6 separate regions of the Homo sapiens genome follow, and regions 1, 2, 3, 5 and 6 are each linked to region 4. The links are chromatin contacts, found by Hi-C or POLR2A ChIA-PET in ENCODE. All regions are on one chromosome and are shown on one strand. The core of a region is the stretch at or near the end of the contact, and the rest is flanking DNA. Distances in the headings are between cores, read along the strand shown. Region 1 holds the start of KLHL11 (kelch like family member 11). Region 2 holds the start of IFI35 (interferon induced protein 35). Region 3 holds the start of PTGES3L-AARSD1 (PTGES3L-AARSD1 readthrough). Region 4 holds the start of STAT3 (signal transducer and activator of transcription 3). Region 5 holds the start of FKBP10 (FKBP prolyl isomerase 10). Region 6 holds the start of AARSD1 (alanyl-tRNA synthetase domain containing 1).

Evidence for each region. A loop is a pair of places that touch in the nucleus more often than their neighbours do. ChIA-PET counts read pairs that join two places held with the same protein, here RNA polymerase II (POLR2A). Pooled maps may share reads with other maps.
Region 1: a pooled map shows a loop between it and region 4 (8-fold over the local background). The contact joins the promoter of KLHL11 here to the promoter of STAT3 in region 4. A Hi-C loop is called at or near these places in 6 of 50 pooled maps. POLR2A ChIA-PET finds 5 or more read pairs at or near these places in 2 of 52 experiments (activated CD4-positive, alpha-beta T cell and activated T-cell).
Region 2: a loop to region 4 is called in a pooled map, with 2.4 times the contacts of the local background. The contact joins the promoter of IFI35 here to the promoter of STAT3 in region 4. A Hi-C loop is called at or near these places in 1 of 168 maps with a recorded cell type or tissue (B cell) and 6 of 50 pooled maps. POLR2A ChIA-PET finds 5 or more read pairs at or near these places in 3 of 52 experiments (activated B cell, activated CD4-positive, alpha-beta T cell and activated naive CD8-positive, alpha-beta T cell).
Region 3: a pooled map shows a loop between it and region 4 (9-fold over the local background). The contact joins the promoter of PTGES3L-AARSD1 here to the promoter of STAT3 in region 4. A Hi-C loop is called at or near these places in 1 of 168 maps with a recorded cell type or tissue (B cell) and 6 of 50 pooled maps. POLR2A ChIA-PET finds 5 or more read pairs at or near these places in 3 of 52 experiments (PC-9, activated B cell and activated CD4-positive, alpha-beta T cell).
Region 5: a pooled map shows a loop between it and region 4 (2.5-fold over the local background). The contact joins the promoter of FKBP10 here to the promoter of STAT3 in region 4. A Hi-C loop is called at or near these places in 1 of 50 pooled maps. POLR2A ChIA-PET finds 5 or more read pairs at or near these places in 2 of 52 experiments (AG04449 and MCF 10A).
Region 6: a loop to region 4 is called in a pooled map, with 4 times the contacts of the local background. The contact joins the promoter of AARSD1 here to the promoter of STAT3 in region 4. A Hi-C loop is called at or near these places in 2 of 50 pooled maps. POLR2A ChIA-PET finds 5 or more read pairs at or near these places in 3 of 52 experiments (CD4-positive, alpha-beta T cell, PC-9 and activated B cell).

Annotation. Positions count from the first base shown.
Region 1 is chr17:41,863,311-41,866,708 of GRCh38, reverse strand. KLHL11 (kelch like family member 11) reads left to right here and starts at 1,286. Exons shown (of 2, transcript NM_018143.3): 1 at 1,286-1,883. The coding sequence starts at 1,339. RefSeq lists enhancers at 101-601, 602-1,102, 2,846-3,355 and a silencer at 1,136-1,325.
Region 2 is chr17:43,004,861-43,008,452 of GRCh38, reverse strand. IFI35 (interferon induced protein 35) reads right to left here and starts at 1,669. Exons shown (of 7, transcript NM_001330230.2): 1 at 1,485-1,669. The coding sequence starts at 1,505. RefSeq lists an enhancer at 1,500-1,809.
Region 3 is chr17:42,978,690-42,982,355 of GRCh38, reverse strand. PTGES3L-AARSD1 (PTGES3L-AARSD1 readthrough) reads left to right here and starts at 1,828. Exons shown (of 17, transcript NM_001136042.2): 1 at 1,828-2,310; 2 at 2,693-2,806; 3 at 2,912-2,978; 4 at 3,088-3,186. The coding sequence starts at 2,174. It overlaps PTGES3L (prostaglandin E synthase 3 like), which reads left to right and starts at 2,276. Exons shown (of 7, transcript NM_001261430.2): 1 at 2,276-2,310; 2 at 2,693-2,806; 3 at 2,912-2,978; 4 at 3,088-3,186. The coding sequence starts at 2,303. It overlaps RUNDC1 (RUN domain containing 1), which reads right to left and starts at 1,791. Exons shown (of 5, transcript NM_173079.5): 1 at 1,282-1,791. The coding sequence starts at 1,779. RefSeq lists a silencer at 1,475-1,724 and an enhancer at 1,795-1,864.
Region 4 is chr17:42,386,573-42,389,985 of GRCh38, reverse strand. STAT3 (signal transducer and activator of transcription 3) reads left to right here and starts at 1,544. Exons shown (of 24, transcript NM_139276.3): 1 at 1,544-1,707. RefSeq lists an enhancer at 824-1,093 and silencers at 1,614-1,893, 2,124-2,203.
Region 5 is chr17:41,810,992-41,814,262 of GRCh38, reverse strand. FKBP10 (FKBP prolyl isomerase 10) reads right to left here and starts at 1,259. Exons shown (of 10, transcript NM_021939.4): 1 at 984-1,259. The coding sequence starts at 1,228. It overlaps P3H4 (prolyl 3-hydroxylase family member 4 (inactive)), which reads left to right and starts at 2,314. Exons shown (of 8, transcript NM_006455.3): 1 at 2,314-2,809; 2 at 2,979-3,131; 3 at 3,229-3,271. The coding sequence starts at 2,348. RefSeq lists an enhancer at 1,945-2,054 and a silencer at 2,195-2,684.
Region 6 is chr17:42,961,928-42,965,703 of GRCh38, reverse strand. It overlaps AARSD1 (alanyl-tRNA synthetase domain containing 1), which reads left to right and starts at 1,250. Exons shown (of 12, transcript NM_001261434.2): 1 at 1,250-1,302; 2 at 1,467-1,598. The coding sequence starts at 1,264. PTGES3L-AARSD1 (PTGES3L-AARSD1 readthrough) reads left to right here. Exons shown (of 17, transcript NM_001136042.2): 7 at 1,467-1,598.

The DNA.
Region 1 (3,398 bases), core at 37-2,536, 520 kb after region 4:
CTAACTTTTGTATTTTTTGTGGAGATAAGGTTCTGCTGTATTTCCCAGGCTCTTCTGGAACTCATGGACTCAAGCAATCCATCCTCCTTGGCCTCCCAAAGTGCTGTTACAGGCGTGAGCCACTGTGCCTGGCCTGGCCTGAACTGTACTAATAGTTTCAGTATATATGGTTTTAAAAATGCTCATCTACGGTCAGGCGTGGTGGCTCATGCCTGTAATCCCAGCACTTTGGGAGGCTGAGGCGGGTGGATCACGAGGTCAGCAGATCGAGACCATCCTGGCTAACACGGTGAAACCCCGTCTCTATTAAAAATACAAAAACTTAGCCAGGCATGGTGGCGGGCGCCTGTAGTCCCAGCTACTCCGGAGGCTGAGGCAGGAGAATGGCGTGAACCCGGGAGGCGGAGGTTGCAGTGAGCCGAGACCCGCGCCACTGCACTCCAGCCTGGGCGACAGAGCGAGACTCCGTCTCAAAAAAAAAAAAAAAAAAAAAATTAGCCTGGAGTGGTGGCGGGCGCCTGTAGTCCCAGCTACTCGGGAGGCTGAGGCACAAGAATCGCTTGAACCCGGGCGGCGGAGGTTGCAATAAGCGAAGAGCGCGCCACTGCACTCCAGCCTGGGCGACAGAGCGAGACTCCGTCTCAAAAAAAAAAAAAAAAAAAAAATTAGCCTGGAGTGGTGGCGGGCGCCTGTAGTCCCAGCTACTCGGGAGGCTGAGGCACAAGAATCGCTTGAACCCGGGCAGCGGAGGTTGCAATAAGCGAAGAGCGCGCCACTGCACTCCAGCCTGGGCGACAGAGCGAGACTCCGTCTCAAAAAAAAAAAAAACAAAAAACCCAAAACAAAACAAAAACAAAAAGAAACAAAAAAAAAAACGGATAACGAGTAACTCATTCATCCCTCATCCACTTAGCTGGGGCTAGATCTTATAAAAATCCTGTATTGCCACTCAAGGCTTTAACAACAGGTGATGGTCTAAGGTGGCTTTACTCGACAAAATGACTGCAGAGAGCATGCTACCCACTAAGGAAAGGAAGCGAGCCATACTCGCACCGACGCCCTGGGGGTAGGCCTGGGGCGAAGTCTTCTGGACTGGGCGACTGTTACTGACGGACCTCACCAAGGCAGGCAGAGCTGCTGGAGGCGAGGCGGCGCTGCTGGAGGCGAGGCGGCGCTGCTGGAGGCGAGGCGGCGCTGCTGGAGGCGAGGCGGCGCATGTGCGGCCGGCGGGCGACCTGGCCCCGCCCCGCGCGCACTATTTAATCCCAGAATCCCTCTGTGTCGTACCAACAGCCGCATCGTTCCGAGGCTGTGGAGGCCGGGCGCAGCGGCGTCAAGATGGCGGCTGCGGCAGTGGCGGCGGCGGCGGCGGCGGCCGCGGCTGCATCTCTTCAGGTACTGGAGATGGAGAGCATGGAGACGGCCGCCGCCGGCTCGGCAGGACTGGCCGCCGAGGTCCGAGGCAGCGGCACGGTGGACTTCGGGCCTGGGCCGGGGATCTCTGCAATGGAGGCGAGCGGGGGCGATCCGGGCCCAGAAGCCGAGGATTTCGAGTGCAGCTCTCACTGCTCAGAGCTGTCCTGGCGGCAGAACGAGCAGCGGCGCCAGGGCCTCTTCTGCGACATTACCCTGTGCTTCGGCGGGGCTGGAGGCCGCGAGTTCCGGGCCCACCGCTCGGTACTGGCTGCCGCCACCGAGTACTTCACGCCCCTGCTCTCGGGCCAGTTTTCCGAGTCCCGCTCGGGACGGGTGGAGATGCGCAAGTGGAGCTCCGAGCCGGGGCCCGAACCCGACACAGTGGAAGCCGTAATCGAGTACATGTACACCGGGCGCATCCGCGTCAGCACGGGCAGCGTGCACGAGGTGCTGGAGTTGGCCGACAGGTAGGCGAGGGAGGCGGGAGCGCGGAGGGCGGCGGGCGCGGAGAGGGGGAGATGCTCGCTGGCGGAGGGGAGGGCAGTGCCTGCCACGGCAGCTCGCGAGTCCTGAGTGAATGCATTGGTTTCACACTCGCTGAGCGCCTGCTTGGGGGCAGCCACCGCGGTGGGCGAGGAGGATGCACCATCAGGTCCGGCGAGGGCGCCCCGCGCCCAAGGAGCTCAGATACTAGGTGATGGGACAAAAGTGATGAAAAGGAAAGTCAGTATGTGGTAACTGTTGTGCTGACGTTCAAAAGGAATGAAAGGCTAGGGATTGAATAAAGATCTTTCTGAAGAGGTGAAGTTTAGATCGACCTCTGAATGTCAAAAAATAACTGACCGTGCAAAGATGGGGAATGAATATTCCAGACAGCGCAAACGCCCTCAGGCAGGATCCAGTTTGGCTTAGAGAAGAGAATTAAAATATAGTCCAGTGAGGCTGGATCTAGTGGATGAAGGGGAGAAGGATGCGTGAGATGCGTTGGAATAAGGAGTTTGGATTTCACTAAGTGTGATAGGAAGCTGGGTAAAGAAATAGCTCATTTAAATATTTTAATATTATTCTGCCACTGTGTTAAACGGATTGTAGGGAGCAGGAATGCTCCAGAGACTGGTTAGAAGGCAGGTAATACCGTTTATAGAGATGGAGAGGCGTTTGTTTTGGCAATTATCATCTTACAGATACATTAACAAAAATGCCTATTGAGCGCCTATTACGCATCAGCTCAGATGCGGGATTCTAAGGTGCTAGGGTTTCAGCAGTGATCAAAACAGACAAAAGTCCTTTTCCTTATCGCACTTAGGTTGGTAGATGGACGGTAAATAAGTAAAATGTATAGCCTGTTGGATGATTGTTAAATGTATAGCCTGTTGGATGATTGTCATCACTGATGAAAAATAAAGCATGGGGGGAGTACATAGAAACTGCTGGGGGAGAGGAAGTGTTTTCCAAATTGGGTGGATAGAGAATGCCCTATGAAGAAGACGTTTTGCTAAGAACCGAAGGAGGTAAGGTAGACTGTGTCAGGTAGGGGACACAGGTACAGAGGCTCTGAGGTGGAGCTTGTATGTTAGAGAACAGTGGGGAGCCAGTGTGGCTGTATCAAAGGGATGCAGGATGAGAGGAACAGGAGAAGCCCCAGGATGGTAATGGGCAGGGATCCAGATCCCGTAGGGCCTTGATGGCCTGTGGAAGGACATGAGCTTTTACTCTGATTGAAATGGGAAGGTTTGGGGCAGAGGAATGATGCAGTCTGATTTGATGAATAGTGCTGTGCTGAAAAAAGGATGTGGCGGCCAGGCGCGGTGGCCCACGCCTGTAATCTCAGCACTTTGAGAGGCCGAGGTGGGTGGATGCTTGAGGTCAGGAGTTCGAGACCAGCCTGGCCAACATTGTGAAACCCCTGTCTCTACTAAACGTACAAAAATTAGCCGGGCGTGGTGGTGTGCCTGTAATCCCAGCTGTTGGGGAGGCTGAGA
Region 2 (3,592 bases), core at 420-2,919, 620 kb before region 4:
CACTTGAATCTGGAAGGCAGAGGTTGCAGTGAGCCAAGATCATGCTATTGCACTTCAGCCTGGGCAACAAGAGTGAAACTCCATCTCAAAAAAAAAAAAAAAAAAAAAAGGAAAGAAAAGTCCGGGCATGGTGGCTTACACCTGTAATCCCAGCACTTTGGGAGCTTGAGGGGGGCAGATCACGAGGTCAGAAGATCAAGACCATCCCGGCTAACACGGTGAAACTCCATTTCTACTAAAAATACAAAAAATTAGCCAGGCATGGTGGAACGTGCCTGTACTCCCAGTTACTTGGGAGGCTGAGGCAGGAGAATCGCTTGAACCCGGGAGGCAGAGGTTGCAGTGAGCCGAGATCATGCCACTGTACTCCAGCCTAGGAGACAGAGTGAGACTCCGTCTCAAAAAAAAAAAAAAAAAAGGGATTGTCCTTGGGGAACTGGGGTTCTGAAAAGGTTGGCAATAATAATATTAAGAAGAAACACATATTGAATGCTCTGTAGGTGCTAAGCAGTGGGATAAGTTTTTACCGTGTTAATCTATGGATTACCTAGTGTGATTCTTAAAGTATAATTCTTATAGTATATATATATATATATATATATATAAATTTTGTGTGTGTGTGTGTGTGAGAGACAGTCTCCCTCTGTTGCCCAGAGTGGAGCATAGTGGTACAATCTCGGCTCACTGCAACCTCTGCCTCCCAGGTTCAAGCAATTCTCCCGCCTCAGTCTCCCTAGTAGCTGGGATTACAGGTGTGTGCCACCATGCCTGGCTAATTTTTGTGTTTTTAGTAGAGATGGGGTTTTGCTATGTTGGCCAGGCTGGTCTCGAACTCCTAACCTCAAGTGATCCACACGCCTCAGCCTCCCAAAGTGCTGGCTGGGATTACAGGTGTGAGCCAACACACCCAGCCTAATTCCTTTAGTTTAATTTTTTTTTTTTTTTTTTTAGACAGAGTCTCGCTGTGTCACCCAGGCTGGAGTGCAGTGATGCAATCTCGGCTCACTGCAACCTCCGCCTCCCAGGTTCAAGTGATTCTCCTGTCTCAGCCTCCCAAGTAGCTGGGATTACAGGCGCACACCACCACACACAGCTAATTTTTTGTATTTTAGTAGAGACGGATTTTCACTGTATTGCCAAGGCCTCCCAAAGTGCTAGGATGACAGGCGTGAGACACCACGCCCGGCCTAGAACAATTGTTATTTGGGTCACAGAACCCGCTGAGTATCTGATGGAAACTACAGATTCTCTCTCCAGAGAAGTGTACACACACAGGATTTAATGAGCTCCTCCTGTCTGAGGCAATAGGTTAGGGAACCAACTCTTGCAGAGGCAACCCCAGCCCTGTGTTTCTCCCCAGCCCTTCAGCAGGTCTGAGATGGGCAGGGTGAGGCTTGGCTGCCAGGCCCTGAGATATCTGCAGGTTCCTAGCCAAGAGGATTACTCCTGTTTCCCCACTTCCCAACTCCCTCCTCCTCACTTACGGCATCCAGTGGGGCTGACATGGGTCTCGGGTCTGTTTGGCAAGAGCTGAGGCTTCAGAGCTGGGCACAGTGGCAGAATTCACAGCAACTGAACTCTTGTTTGTACCCCCCAAAGGGCTGTGGTCTCTCTCAGCCCCAGCAAGACCCGAAATACACCTCAGGAGGCTCTGCTCGCAGGCTGTTTGCTTCCACTTTCATTTCCGTGAAATCCCTGCCTTCTGGCGCTCACATGCCGCCCCCTGCCGAGGCTTCCCCACCCCTGGGAGGAGCCTTCTTGGTCAGCAAAGTCGACTTCACTCAGCCAGGCTGCCTCAAGGAAAGCCACCTCACCCCAACTGCAAACTGGCCCCCATCAACCATTCCCAGCAATCTCCGACAAGCCCATTGGTAGACCCTGCTTTGTCAATGGATTATTTCCCTAGAGCCTAGAATAATGCTGGGCACATTGAACATTGATAAAATAATTGCTGAATGAGCTGGGTGCGGCGGCTCACACCTGTAATCCCAGCATTCTGGGAGGCCCAGGCGGGCAGATCACCTGAGGTCAGGAGTTAGAGACCAGCCTGGCCAACATGGTGAAACCCCACCTTTACTAAAAAAATACAAAAATTAGCCGGGCGTGGAGGTGCATTCCTGTAATCCCAGCTACTTGGGAGGCCGAGGCAGGAGAATAGCTGGAACCCGGAGGCAGAGGTTGCATTGAGCTGAGATGGTGCCATTGCACTCCAGCCTGGGTGACAAGAGTGAAACTCCATCTCAAAAAATAAATAAAACAATAATTGCTGAATGAATGAGAAACACAGTCAGGACAGATAACGCCCATAGTTCAAGTTCACAAAACTGCCGGGTGCGGTGGCTCACACCTGTAATCCCAGCACTTTGGGAGGCCCAGGTGGGCAGATCACCTGAGATCCCAAGTTAGACACCAGCCTGGCCAACGTGGTGAAACCCCGTCTTTACTAAAAAAATACAAAAATTATCCGGGTGTGGTGGTGTATTCCTGTAATCCCAGCTACTTGGGAGGCCGAGGCAGGAGAATAGCTGGAACCTGGGAGGCAGAGGTTGCATTGAGCCAAGATCGCGCTGTTGCACTCCAGCCTGAGTGACAAGAGCGAAACTCCATCTCAAAAAATAATAATTGCTGAATGAATGAGAAACACAATCAGGACAGATAAAGTCCACAGTTCAAGTTCACAAAACTGCCAGGCGCAGTGGCTCATGCCTTGTAATCCCAGCACTTTGGGAGGTCCAGGCGGGTGGATCACGAGACCATCCTGGCCACCATGGTGAAACCCTGTCCCTACTAAAATACAAAAAATTAGCCGGGCCGGATCACACCACTGCACTCCAGCCTGGGCAACAGAGTGAGATTCTGACTAAAAAAAAAAAAAAAGTGCCAATCCCAGCAGCTGGGCCCACTGGTAACATGTGCCTATAGTTCCAGCAGGTTGAGGCAGGAGGACTGCTTGAGCCCAGGAGTTCGAGGCCAGCCTGGGCAACACAGTGAATCTTGTCTCTTAAAAAAAAAAAAAAAAAAAAAAAAAAGGCTGGGTGCAGTGGCTCACGCCTGTAATCCCAGCACTTTGGGAGGCTGAGGCGGTGAATCACTTGAGGTCAGGAGTTTGAGACCAGCCTGACCAACATGGGGAAACCCTGTCTCTACTAAAAATACAAAAATTAGCCGGGCGTGGTGGCATGCGCCTGTAGTCCCAGCTACTCGGGAGGCTGAGACGGGGGAATCGCTTGAACCCGGGAGGCGGAGCTTGCAGTGAGCCGAGATCGTGCCACTGCACTCCAGCTGGGTGACAGAGCGAGACTCTGGCTCAAAAAAAAAAAAAAGAAAAAAGTTCACAAAACTGTTAACAGTGGCCAGCAAGGAGAGCTATCGTCTGCCCAACACGCTTGTGCCTTACATGAATTAACTCTTCAAAACAATGCCATGAAGTTGGTTCTATTTTCTTCACTTTACAGATGAGAAAATTGAGGCACAGAGCATTAGAAACTTGCCCAAGGTCACAGGGCTAGGAATCAAAGCATGGATCCAAACCTGGTAGGAACAGTATTTACACTTGGGCCTTGAGGTAGAGTGGAAAAAAATTTGCTGTATT
Region 3 (3,666 bases), core at 579-3,078, 590 kb before region 4:
CTAAAACCAATGTAAGTGGGAAGAAAGCCACATGTAGATTGTAGTTTGAAGAATAAAATGGTGAAAAGGGATGGGGCATGGTGGCTCACTTCTCTAATCCCAGCACTTTGGTAGGCTGAGGAGGGCAGATCGCTTGAGCTCAGGAGTTCGAGACCAGCCTGGGCAATGTGGTGAAACCCCGCCTCAACAAAAAATAAACAAAATTAACTGGGTGTGGTGGCACACACCTGTAGTCCCAGATACTGGGGAAGCTGAGGCAGGAGGATTGCTTGAGCCCAGGAGGCAGAGGTTGCAGTAAGCAGAAATTGCGCCAATGCAGTCTGGCCTAGGTGACAGAGTGAGACTCTGTCTCAAAAAAAAAAAGTGAAAAGGCAGTGTACCTCAACACTTCCAATAAAGCCAGCACTTTGTGCACTTCCAGAGATGCAAAGCTTGTAAGGAAACGTTTACCTGGTGTCTTATACATAGTTTCACTACTTCTGGGGTAGGCACACTGAATCGATCTTGTCAGTTATCAGAGGACCTCATTCAGAATGCCTAATGATTAAGCAGGATGGAGGAAGAGTTTAAAAATTTCAACATTATAGCCTGCACGGTGGCACACGCCTGTAGTCCTGAGGCTGAGGCGGGAGGATGGCTTGAGACCAGGAGTTCGAGACCAGCCTGGGCAACATACCAAGACCCTCCCGTCTCTTAAAAAGGAAAAATTCCAACATTAGGAAATTTATCTAATCAAGAGTTGTGTTTATTTCAGTTACTAAGAGACCCTGCTGTTAATCCAAACTCCCACCCAAAGAAGTGTAAAGACTGCCTAGATTTCAGGAAAGCAGGGACAGGGAGTTAACCTAAATTTCCACGGATTCCAACTCACTTTCCTTTCCTTTGCCAATTTTCCCAATCCCCAGAGTCGGGGTCCTCTAGCAGCCAAAGTGTTCAAGACTGAGATACGTGAGGGAAAGGTGAGTGGGCGCAGCACTGCTCTTGGCTGCTCTGCTGCCCTCTCAACGACTCACTTCGCTCACCGCTCCTCTACCACTCACGTCATCACGCACCGACATCTCTCCACATCCTCCGTGCACACCGCTCACCCTCAGGTTCCCAGGCCTCTGTCCTCTTGCCCTTCAGCCGGCCCCGCACTCCAGTCCCCTGGTCTCCGACACACGTACTCACCGACCGAGTCGGGGAGGCTTCTCCCCGCATGCACCATCATCCGGGTCTGGATCGCCACCCACACGACCCCACTATTCCCATATTCCTCGCGGCCCGGCTCCAGCCACTCACCTGGTCCTCGCCCCGCAACCATGGCCGGTCCCCTGGCAGCCCATCGCCCTCATCGCTGGCGGGGTCGCCGGGCCCTTCGTAACCTAGGACGTGAGGGCAGCCGCGGAAGGCGAAGTCTTCGAGCTCCCGCAGAAGGCGCTGCTGCTCCGCCGGCGCCCCGCGCACCACCTGGCGCAGGCGGAACTGCACCTGCGCGAAGTGCGAGGACAGCGCCAGCAGCGCCGAGTCCAGCCGCCGCCGCTCTGCCCGCAGCCGCCGCAGCGTCCGGCCCGGCGAATCCGGCGGGGAGCCCGGGGCCGCGCCAGGCTCCTCGGCCGTCGCCTCTTCTAAAAACGCGGTTGCCCCAGGCCGGGCCTCCGCCACCGCCCCCACTGGGGCCCAGCGCACCGCCTCGCACGGTGGCAGCGGCTCCTCTTCCTCCTCCTCTTCGTCTTTCGCCTTTGGCCCAACAGCCGCCACCACCGTTACCGGCTCTGCAGCCGCTTCGACAGCCGCCATCTTCCCGGAAACACCACCGCACGTCAGCCGCGCCCCCCTGCTGCCATGGCAACGGCGCGGTGGCCTGGAACCCCAGGGGAGTGGTGGGCGGGGCCTGAAGTACCCAAGTCCCCGAGGGCGCGCCTTCCCCGGGAATTTAATTCAGGACAATAATGTTTTATTGAGCGCCTATTGTGAATCAGACACTGAGCAGTAAGCGTCGGAGAAACAGGTGAATGATACCGGGGAAAAGTCATTCCCTGTGTGTAGCGTCTAGGGCAGCCTTTGCCCTGGTTCCAGCAGATGGGTTGTCTCTTCATAGTCTATGCATTTCTGAAGACCCCACGGTGAAGGGCTGCAAGGATGAAGCTGTCCCAGAGTATCTCCAGAGTGCAGATCCCTTGGCTGCCAGGTCATGTTCTCTCTTCCTCTCAACTGCTCTCCCGACCATATAAGGAGAGGCAGCTGCTGGGGGCGTCCCCAGGATCTAAAGATAGCGGCCCCTGCCTGGAACTCTAAATGCCACCCTGGAGCGGGAGCCGCAATGGCACGGTGAGTGTTTCCGGCTCCGGTGCTCCCCCTGGCCCTTTTCCCTGGAGATTCCCTGCTCCAAGTCTTCTGGGCGCTCCAGGTTCTGTGAGGCCCCACGGGAGCCCCGGACCCCTGGTCTCTGTAACTGTGGGGTGAGGGAAGGTGTGACCTGAATGTTCTCCCTGACCTCCTAGTTTCCTAGTCTTGCACGTTCTATTCTTCCCAGGTTCACATTCACCACACCCACCCACTCCTGTCATTCCCTTCCCTTTCACCCCTTCTGTCTCATTTAGCTCCACTTTGAAAAAACTGTGGCATCAAAGGTCCCTGGGTAGTCCCTTCCCAAATGACCTCAGTCTTCCCTCTCCCACCCCTATGAAGCCACACCTCAACTTCTCTTCAGGCAGCACGCCCGGACCTTGTGGTACGACAGGCCCAGGTATGTGTTCATGGAGTTTTGTGTTGAGGACAGCACCGATGTCCACGTGCTTATTGAGGATCACCGCATTGTGTTCAGGTAGTGGCCCTGCCGTCCGAGGGCCTGGCTTCCCAGGAATCTACCCCTTTCCTAATGTCCCCACACGGAGTATTCCGCATCTCCTCAGCTTCATTGTCTCCTCAGCTGCAAGAATGCCGATGGAGTGGAGTTGTACAATGAGATTGAGTTCTATGCCAAAGTGAACTCCAAGGTAAGGGTGAAATGGGACAGTAAGGTTTGGATGGAAACCGGGCTGCCCAGGGAAACTGGAGATTAATTCTAAACCCCAGACCCTAAGAATGAGGCTCTCTATCTGGCAGGACTCCCAGGATAAGCGCTCTTCCCGCTCTATTACTTGTTTTGTGAGAAAATGGAAGGAAAAGGTGGCCTGGCCGCGGCTTACCAAGGAGGATATCAAGGTGGGTGTGTGGAAAGTGGCCTGCTTCTTCTCTCCATGTACCCAGGTTACAGCTGGGATTGTCCTTGCCTCCTTTCCAGCCAATATTCAATCACTCAACAAGTCCTGCCTAATCTTTTTTTTCCAACTGTATTAGTCTCTCTTTTTATTTTTATTTATTTATTTATTTTGAGACGGAGTTTCACTCTTGTTGCCCAGGCTGGAGTGCAGTGGCGTGATCTCAGCTCACCATGGCCTCCGCCTCCCGGGTTCAAGCAATTCTCCTGCCTCAGCCTCCTGGGTAGCTGGGATTACAGGCATGCACCACCACGCCCAGCTAATTTTGTATTTTTAGTAGAGATGGGGTTTCTCCTTGTTGCTCAGGCTGGTCTCGAACTCCCGACTTCAGGTGATCTGCCCGCCTCGGCCTCCCAAAGTGCTGGGATTACAGGCGTGAGCCACCGCGCCTGGCTTATTTTTTAACTTAAAGTTCTGGGATACA
Region 4 (3,413 bases), core at 295-2,794:
CAATAGGAGGTTCTCAATTCTCACCACCAGTGACCCTATGAATTGCCCTGTAGATGCCTCTGTCCCTCATTGGATATGAGGTGGTACGAGCGGTCTGAATCTGTAGACTTAGACAGGCTTCAGGTATCTGGGGAACCATGTGAGTAAAACCTTGTATTGTTTCTGGGGCTAGAATCTAGTCTCCTTCAAACACTCAGAAGGATCTGTGACTGCCTTCAAAGGTTAAGAGTCATTGATTTTTCTCACTAGAAATTAATAAGAACAGCTATCCTTGGGGAGAAGGAATGATGGGGGTAGGGAAAGATTTTCATTTAATATTTTTGACCTTTCTGAACGGTCTGCATTTTCTAAACAGGAACATGTATTAGGTTCATTGAAAAAAAATATGTCAGGGGTTAGCTGAGCAGTGAGATAATGGGTCCTTTTTAGATTTTTGTCTTTATACCTGTTCGTATTAAACAAACACAAATATTAATAACATATTTTTAAAGACCCAAAAAAATAAAAATTAAAAACCCTGATAGTATCAGCACATACACAGAAATCACTCCATTATGCAAAGTTCATCCTCTATTATGAAAGGCAAAATGTCTACATTTCCTATCAACCACTGGCTTCAATTCAGTAAAACTTGCATACCAAGTAGGCAAGGTGGAAAAGAAAAAGGCAGAACATTTCATGTATTTCAATTCAGACGCATAAAAATGTCAAGCCCTACACGTTATCAGCTTTCGTATACACCGTCTTCTGCATTCGCCTGTACGGGCCAATGGGCTAGCTGGTCGGCGTTTGATGCTTGAAGTGATGGAACGGAGTACGGGGTTAAATCCACTACCCTCTCCCCACGCACTCTAGTAATTACTCTATTTCCACGTCATGTTTCCGGGTGTGTGTGTCCCTGCTCACGCAGAAACTGAAGTTCAAAGCAGGCGGAGTCACCCATGTTCTTTTTGTTGTCCCCAGAACCCAATTCAGGAGTTGGGTCCCCAGAGGATCTGGAGATACCTGGGGACTATCTAACTAGCTGATTCCCGCGTGGTAAGAGGCTCTCAACCTCGCCACCACGTGGTGCCAAGGGCCGGGAAAAGGGAGAGCGGGCAGGAGGGAGCTGTATCAGGGGCATTTAAAGTGCCTTGACGTCACGCACTGCCAGGAACTCAGCTGAGTTTTCAGCAGGACATTCCGGTCATCTTCCCTCCCTCCCCCCGGGCTTCTGTGCCCAAGTCCTCGGCTCTTCCCTCGCTGTGGCGGAGGGAGGAGCACCGAACTGTCGGAACAGCCAGCACAGGGGCGTATCAGTCTCCTCTTGGCTCCGCCCTTTCTCCTAGCTGCTCTCCTCATTGGTCAGTGGGCGGGGCTTCGGCTGTACCGCACACGCACTGGGACCTCTGGGTGGCCGAACGAGCTGGCCTTTCATGAATTATGCATGACGGCGTGCCTCGGCCAGGCTGGGGCTGGGCGAGGATTGGCTGAAGGGGCTGTAATTCAGCGGTTTCCGGAGCTGCGGCGGCGCAGACTGGGAGGGGGAGCCGGGGGTTCCGACGTCGCAGCCGAGGGAACAAGCCCCAACCGGATCCTGGACAGGCACCCCGGCTTGGCGCTGTCTCTCCCCCTCGGCTCGGAGAGGCCCTTCGGCCTGAGGGAGCCTCGCCGCCCGTCCCCGGCACACGCGCAGCCCCGGCCTCTCGGCCTCTGCCGGAGAAACAGGTGAAGGGGGTGCAGGGTGGGGCCGTTGGGGAGGCCTGGGGACCCGGGGGCTCCGCAGCGGCAGGGGGCCTCTGGGACCTTGGGGATGTTGTGATGGACGCTGCAGTGGGGCCGGGAGAGATGAAGAGACGCGGAGGGTCGCCCTGAGGGAAGACTCTTCGGGATGACAGGAGCGGGCCTCGGAAGGGACTCGGGGCGCTGGAGGGAAGTTTCGTTCTTCGGAGAAACAGAACGCGCTCGAGGGGGCACCGTGGGGCGAGGGCGCACTCGGTTGCGGCGGCAGGAGTGAGGGACAGTCCCCCGATTTCCTGCTCCCTGGGGCCCTGGGGACGTTCCGGCCACCGGAGCGACTGTCACGCCGACGGGGATCACCGGCGCGAGTGGGGGGTCGGAAAGCGCCTCCTCCCCGCCCGGTCGGCGGCTCCCGCTGAGCCACTTCCTCCGCTTGCCCTGTTCCCGCTCCTTCAGGAGACAGCTGTGCCCTTTTGGAGGCAGGAATAGGTGTGTCTGTCGCCTGCAGCCTTACGGGCTGGCTGGTCGTGGGTAGGCTTTATTGCATAAGAATCAAGTTTCCTGTAGGGAAATTGACAGACCGGTACTCTTTCTAAATTCCCTCGCATCTTTTTCTAGGTTAAATTATGCTCCCCCCACGTCCCCGCCTTGTAAAAAAGAGAAAAAAAGACAAAATAAAATCCCCATCAACCCGTCAAGCCAGCTCTAGAGAGAGAAATAAACCTCTTGACATTGTCCTTTTCCAAATACCTGGTAAAGTCGGCCAGAAGATAAATAATTGAGCCATTGCATTTACTGGATTGTGGTGTTGCTTAATTGCATAGGACGGAATGAACCAATTGAGAGTGGGAGTTTTCTGTCTCAGAGCCAAGATCTTGGGTAAATGCAGAGGAGAGGGAAACAAAGACAGGCTGGCCTTGAAAAAACCATGTGTGCAAACTTTACATGCATTTGGGGGGTGTGGTTGCACTGAAGTTAACAAGATTCAAACCGTCGCCCAAGTTGGTATTTCCATGTTTGGTACACATCACTCTGTGCCATATCAGGTCGTTGTTAAGTGTGGTGACAAAATCAGTGGTTAGTCATTTTTTTAATTAAAAATGTGTATAGTGTGTACCTGCTGGTCTTACTGTATGTGCAACTAAAGGTTTACATAGTCTGTGTATGGGTTGTAAATTTTTGGCTGGCTGTGCTGATAAAGCATTGGGCTTGAATAAAGCAAAGCAGAAAATCATCTCAATCTTTTATATGTGGATTTAGACTGTGTTATGACTTGGTTCAGCCAGTTTTCTATCTTATTTTATATTAAATATGTCTGTGTTCTCTGAGTCAGCACATTTATTTCCTTATTACATGTTCCAGACAGGAGTGCTAGCCCAGTTTTTGTTCAGTTTGCACAGTGGGATGGGGAAACAAGTCTGGAATTTAAAAAAAAATGTTTTAGAGGTTGGAGCCTTGATTTTAGTCTCTATATTAGCACATCCATCACAAAGAACCATTAGTAAATTCATGAATCTTTTGTTTTTTATGTAGTTCATTTGAGAAGAATAATCACTTAGAAATATCCACAGTGCCAGGCATGGTGGTGCACACCTCTGATCCCAGCTAATTGAAGGCTGAGGTGGGAGGATTCCTTGAGTCCAGGAGTTGAGTCTGGTCTGGGCAACATGGTGAGAGGCCAGGAATTGGGTCTA
Region 5 (3,271 bases), core at 10-2,509, 580 kb after region 4:
TTGTAGGCTTACCCCAATATATGCCTGCCTCTAAAGTCATGGCCACTAATTTCCTGTGGGCTGAGTTGTGTGTTTCAGAGGAGGGTCTAAGAAACACTGACTTCTTTCAGTGTGCTGTGGGGTCTGTGTGTAACTGGGACCCTAGATTTACCCCTGAGGCTGGCATACAGCCCTGCCCTGTCCCCGCTAACAAAAGTGGACTTGCTGGGGCAGACCAAAGGCCTGGGTCAGACCAGGAGGCCACCTTACAAACCCCAAGGCTGGCAAAAATGGGCGGCCTGTGCCTCTGGCCTGGTGTACCTAAAATGGAGAGAGATGAGGGTTCCAGGAGAACCAGAGAGGGAGGAATGAAATTCCTCCAAGGAGCCCAGGGTGGCATGTCCGACTGTGTGACACGTAGACAGGGCCTCCGCAGGGAGCCACGCGCTACCCCCAGGTCCAGCCGGCTGTCTTCTTATAATACCCACCAGCCTTTTTCCCTGCCCACCAGCCGCTGAAAACTCCCACCCCCTCCAAAAAAAAGTTCTATTCCCTCTTCTCTGACCACAAAGGCACTGAAAACAGTGGAACCAGAAGGGGAGTCAGGGTGGGTGGAAAGGTACGGGGTCCAGGCTGATAGACCATCCCAGGGTTCTTAAGCAGCAGGGACCACCCCCTTCCCCCCAACACTGTAGATCAGAACACCCCTCTCCATCAGGTCATTACATACAGCCCTGGTAACTACACAAGGCAGTTCACCTTGATTATCGAGTCCTTTCCGGGATGTGGAGAGCTTGTGAGAAAGAAATGGGATCCTTTGAGAAGTGAGGGTTTGGAAGTGGGGGCAGGAGGGTATCTTTGGGGAGATGGGTGTCTGGGAGGCCCCAGGGGTGCTGTCTAGGGTTAGAGTATTGGGATGCAGAGCTTAAAAGAGGCAACAAGGAAACAGGACCCCGGGTTCAGGGGACGGAGTGGTGAATCCGGGGGCGCCCAACCGGGGTTACCTTGAATCAAACTTCTTGCCATCTTCAAAAGTGCCGTTGTAGTGGTAGCGCACAAAATCCCCCATCTGCACTTCCCGGGGACAGGCCCTGGGGATGTGGTACCTCTCGATGACCACATCTTCCAGGGGGCCCCCGGCCGGGCTGGCGCGGCCCAGCCCCCTCCCCACGGCCTGCACCACCAGTAGCAGCAACTGCAGCAGGGGGAGCCGGAGGAGGCTGTGGCTGGGGGGGCCCGCGGGGAACATGGTGCCTGGAGTTGGGACCGCCGGCAGTGAGGGCGAGCGAGGGAGTCGCCACCAACCTCCTTCCCCCCGCCTCCCAGAACTGGCTCCCCCTCTTCCTGTCCTCTTTCCCTACCCCCGCCCTGGCTGGTCCACGTGGAATGGGGGCTGGGAAGACTGAGCTGGCCTGGCCGGGAGGAGCGGGGGAGGGGGTTGCAATAGGAGGAGGGGGCCAGGCTGAGTGTGTTAGAGTCTGAGGGAGGCACTACAAAGAACTCTAGGTTCCCCCTCCCCCCATCTCCATCCCTGGCTGCGAGACCTGGGGCCTGGCCAGGGAGAGAGGCTCGGGAAAGATGAGAACTCTGAGTGGACACCAAAGGAAAAAAAAAAAAAAAAGTTCAATGACTTTTTCCGGAGCCCCCGGGTCCTAAAGCCGGGCGGAGATGAACCTTGCTTCTTTCGCGGGCACTTCGAATTCTAGTCCCCTCCAGGTGGGTGGTGAAGCCGCGGAGTGTGAGAGGCATCTCCGTGCTCATCCGTGACCCCAGCTGTACTCCAAGGGAAGGCATCTCCAGGGAAGAGCAGCTTGGTCCCGCAAAAGCTGGACTGAAAGAAGGACTTTGTGACTTGGGATGTGACGGGCACGGAGATGGAGTGGGGGGTGGTGGCAGCGCAAGGTGTGCAGGTGACAGCAGGTGTGTGCCTCCGACGTGGGCGGGGGAGACACTCGGAGGGTGCAGGAGGGCGCAGCGACGGAAGGCCCGGCTCCAGGGCTTCCTTCTCGTATGGGCAGCGCAGAGGAGGCGGCCCTCACTCAGTGTCCTGATCTCAGGCGGGGGCACTGTTTGCATGGGGAGGGGCTTCCTGGGCTTCCCATCTCTGGCGGGAAGCGCTCCCCGACGCATTCTCTACCTAGGGGACACCCCCAAGGCAGGAGCCCGGGCCGACGGAGAGGACTTAACGACACTATCGGACCCTCTGGGAAAAGAGGGGAGACGTCGTGACCCAGGCCCCGCCCCACCTTGCCGCCTCGTGCCCGGCGCTAAGACCCAGCGGGCGCGCCGCCCGCCCGGGGCCCGGCCCTGTCCCCTTCCGTCCGCGGGGCAGCCAGCTCAGCTCCGGAGAGCCGGCGGCGCGGCGGGCATGGCTCGGGTGGCGTGGGGGCTGCTGTGGTTGCTGCTGGGCAGCGCCGGGGCGCAGTACGAGAAGTACAGCTTCCGGGGCTTCCCGCCCGAGGACCTGATGCCGCTGGCCGCGGCGTACGGGCACGCTCTGGAGCAGTACGAGGGAGAGAGCTGGCGCGAGAGCGCGCGCTACCTGGAGGCGGCGCTGCGGCTGCACCGGCTCCTGCGCGACAGCGAGGCCTTCTGCCACGCCAACTGCAGCGGCCCCGCGCCCGCGGCCAAGCCCGATCCCGACGGCGGCCGCGCAGACGAGTGGGCCTGCGAGCTGCGGCTCTTCGGCCGCGTCCTGGAGCGAGCCGCCTGCCTGCGGCGCTGCAAGCGGACGCTGCCCGCCTTCCAGGTGCCCTACCCGCCGCGGCAGCTGCTGCGTGACTTCCAGAGCCGCCTGCCCTACCAGTACCTGCACTACGCGCTGTTCAAGGTGGGAGCCCGCCCCCACCCGGGGACCTGTCTCGGGCTGGGCGTCGTGGCTCCCCACAGATCGGTCGAAGGAGCGTTATCTTCACCCAAGGCACGAAGCCCGCCGTGCGCTCGGGGCCGCGAGCTCCGGTCTTGCTGACCCGCTCCCCCACCCCCTACCCCCCGACCAGGCTAACCGGCTGGAGAAGGCGGTGGCGGCGGCCTACACCTTCCTCCAGAGGAACCCGAAGCACGAGCTGACCGCCAAGTATCTCAACTACTATCAGGGGATGCTGGACGTCGCCGACGAGTCCCTCACGGACCTAGAGGCCCAGCCCTACGAGGTGGGGTGGAGGGTCAGGAGGAGGCTTGTAGAGGAGGGCTAGTAGAGGAGGGGAGATGTTGGGGGCGCCCTGACTCCCCCTGCCACGCCCCTTCCAGGCCGTGTTCCTCCGGGCTGTGAAGCTCTACAACAGCGGGGATT
Region 6 (3,776 bases), core at 1-2,500, 580 kb before region 4:
GCCCAAACTATTTTAATGTAATGTAATGTAATTTTCTTGAGACGTAGTCTCGCTGGGTTACCCAGGCTGGAGTGCAGTGGTACGATTTCGGCTCACTGCAACCTCCTCCTCTCGGGTTAAAGTGATTCTCCTGCCTCAGCCTCCCGTGTAGCTGGGATTATATAGGCGTGTGCCACCACGCCTGGCTAATGTTTTTGTGTTTTTAGTAGAAACAGGGTTTCACCATGTTGGCCACGCTGGCCAAATTGTTCTTCTTTTTTTTTTTTTTTTTTTTTTTTGAGACGGAGTCTCGCTCTGTCGCCCAGGCTGGAGTGCAATGGTGCGATCTCGGCTCACTGCAAGCTCCGCCTCCCAGGTTCACGCCATTCTCCTGCCTCAGCCTCCGGAGTAGCTGGGACTACAGGCGTCCGCCACCACGCCCGGCTAATTTTTTGTATTTTTAGTAGAGACGGGATTTCACCGCGTTAGTCAGGATGGTCTCGATATCCTGACCTCGTGATCCGCCCGCCTCGGCCTCCCAAAGTGCTGGGATTACAGGCGTGAGTCACCGCGCTCGGCCTTTTTTTTTTTTTTTTTTTTTTTTTTTAATTGAGACGGAGTCTCGCTCTGTCGCCCAGGCTGGAGTGCAGTGGTGCAATCTCTGCTCACTGCAACCCCGCCTCCCGGGTTCCAGCGATTCTCCTGCCTCAGCCTCCCGGGTAGCTGGGATTACAGGCGCCCGCCACCACGCCCGGCTAATTTTTGTATTTTTAGTAGAGACGGAGTTTCGCTATGTTGGCCAGGCTGGTCTCGAACTCCTGGCCTGAGGTGATCCACCCGCCTCGACCTCCCAAAATGCTGGGATTACAGGCGTGAGCCACCTCCCCCAGCTCCTTGCTTTCTATTTCTACTGGGCAGTGCTGCTCAGTAACCATGCCAGTCCCGTCCCCGCCTCTATGCGCTGGGATTCCGCAGCCAGAATACTTACATCCCTGGGGCCCCAAGGGGCTCACTAAACCACGTGCCTTGTCCAGGTCGCGTTTTTTTGTTTTTGTTTGTTTGTTTTTTTCCTCCTGGTCTTGTCCTTTGTAAAGCCTTAGAACAGTCGTTAAACAACCCAGCAAATATGCAATTCGCGTTTTCAGTAAATTTATCCAAACCGCATTCCATTCCTTACCCTCCTGCTTCTGCGCAGACAAGCGCCCTTGATGACGTTTGTCCCACGTCGCTCTCCGTTCGCTCCCAGGCTTCTCTGCGCGTGCGCCTCCTCACACGCCTGCAGGTATGGCGTTCTGGTGTCAGCGTGACAGTTATGCCCGAGAGGTACGGCGTCACGGCGAGGCACTTGAGACTGCCGGGCCGGCAAGGCGGTTTGGGGAAGAGGGCGCCACGTGTAGGGAGTGCCAACATGGCATTCTGTCCTGGTGTGGAGAGGGCTAGGGCTAGGGCTGGGGTCGGGGCTTATTCTCTCATTCCTCTCTGTTCAGTTCACCACCACCGTGGTCTCCTGCTGTCCCGCGGAGCTGCAGACTGAAGGGAGCAACGGCAAGAAAGAAGTGCTGAGCGGTTTCCAAGTGGTGCTGGAAGACACAGTGCTTTTCCCTGAGGGCGGGGGACAGGTACCAAAACGATCTCTTCCCAGGAAGCCCCCAGTTTCTTTGTGCTCAGGCCGAAATGCTCTCCTGCCCCTTTTTTCTCAGCCATAATGAATTCAGATGAGCTTTAGTTTAATTCATTTTGTTATTCATTTAATGAGTATTTATCAGCAATTGCTTATCTAGACATAACATATGCTAGATATTATTCCAGGCTGTAAGGATAACCGGTGAACAACACAGTGCCTTTATATACGTGGAATGTTTATTGAAGACAACTGTGTGTGCTAGGTATAATAAGTAATAAACAAAAACCAAGTAAAGGGAAAGAGAGTGATGGGATGCTTGTCTAGATGAAGGGTAAGTTATTTCAGTAGAGACCTAAACGAAGTGAGGGGGTGAGTCTTTGCAATTATCTAGTGGTGCTGGGGGGCAGAGGGAGTATTCAGGCAGGTAGAATAGCAGGTGCAAAGGCCCCAAGGAAGGAATTAGCTTCGGGTTTTAGGGACTGAAAAAGATGTTCCTGAAGGAGTTCAGGTGAGATAGACGGGTTACAGTAGTACAGCAGAGAGCATATTTATCAGTGCTGTGATGAGGACTAGGTACAACATGAGCGCAAGTGAGGTACATTGTGAAGATGGAAGAGGAGGATAATAACACCAAAGGTGGGCATTATGAGAAAGGCTTTTCTTTCTTTTCTTTTCTTTCTTTCTTTCTTTTTTTTTTTGAGACAGAATCTCTCGCTGTCATCAGGCTGAAGTGCAGTGGCATGATCTCAGCTCTGCAACCTCCGCCTCCTGGGTTCAAGTGATTCTCCTGTCTCAGCCTCCCAAGTAGCCTGACCAACATGATGAAACCTTGTCTCTACTAAAAATATAAAAATTAACCAGGCATACTGGCAGGCCCCTGTAGTCCCAGCTACTCGGGAGGCTGAGGCATGAGAATCACTTGAACCGGGAGGCTGAAGTTGCAGTGAGCCAAGATTGTGCCACTGCACTTCAGCGTGGGGGACAGAACAAGACTCCGTCTCAAAAGAAAAAAAAAAGGTGTATTAAGGTGTGTGGGCAGCGAACCATGCAGGTTATTTTCTTTCTTTTTTATTTTTAAGAGACAGGATCTTGCTATGTCACCCAGGCTGGAGTGCAGTGGCCTGATCTAGCTCACTGCAGCCTCGAACTCCCAGGCTCAAGCAATCCTCCTGTTTTAGCCTCTCCAGTAGTGGGGACTACAGGCGCACAACCAACATGCTTGGCTGCTTTTTTGTAGAGATGAGGTCTCACTTTATTGCCCAGGCTGATCTTGAGCTCCTGGCCTCAAACAGTCCTCCCACCTTGGCCTCCCAAAGGCTGGGCCTACAGGTGTGAGCCACTGCCCTGGCCTCCACTCAGGTTCTTAAGCAAATAAGTGACATGAGAGAACATGTTCAGTAGACTTGGTATTGAGAGAGTTCCAATTTCATATCAGTCATTATTATGGTGATTTTCCCAGTATGAAGATTTCCCTGATCTGCTGAAGGAAAACCTGTGACCTCAAGTATCCATAGAAGGTCTCATTTTAGACAGCATTTCTTTCAGGAAGTCTTTTTTTGATTCCCCAAGACTGTTAGGTCTCTTTCCTTTGAGGTTCTCTAGCGTCATATACTTTTTCATATTATGGCATGTTATAGGTCATATTGCAATTGTCTGTTTTCCAGCCTCTGTTCTCTAGACTCTTAAGTTCCATGAGGTACCATATCTTGTTTACATTGTATTCTTGGGCTGGCACAGTCTTTTGTAAGCAGTTGGCACTTGAAATGTTTTAAAATGAATGAACTTTTTTTTTTTTTTTTTTTGAGATGGTGTCTTGCTCTGTTGCCAGGCTGGAGCGCAGCGGCGTGATCTCGGCTTACTGCAATCTCCGTCTGCCAGGTTCAAGCAATTCCCCTGCCTCAGTCTCCCGAGTAGCTAGGACTACAGGTGTGCACCACCATGCCCAGTTAATTTTTTGTATTTTAGTAGAGACGGGGTTTCACCATGTTGGCCAGGATGGTCTTGATCTCCTGACCTTGTGATCCGCCCACCTCGGCCTTCCAAAGTACTGGGATTACAGGTGTGAGCCACTGTACCTGGCCCTTTTTTTTTTTTAAATGAGACAGTGTCTCACTCTGTCACCCAGGCTGGAGTGTAGTGGAGCAATCATAGCACACTGCAGTCTCAACCTTTT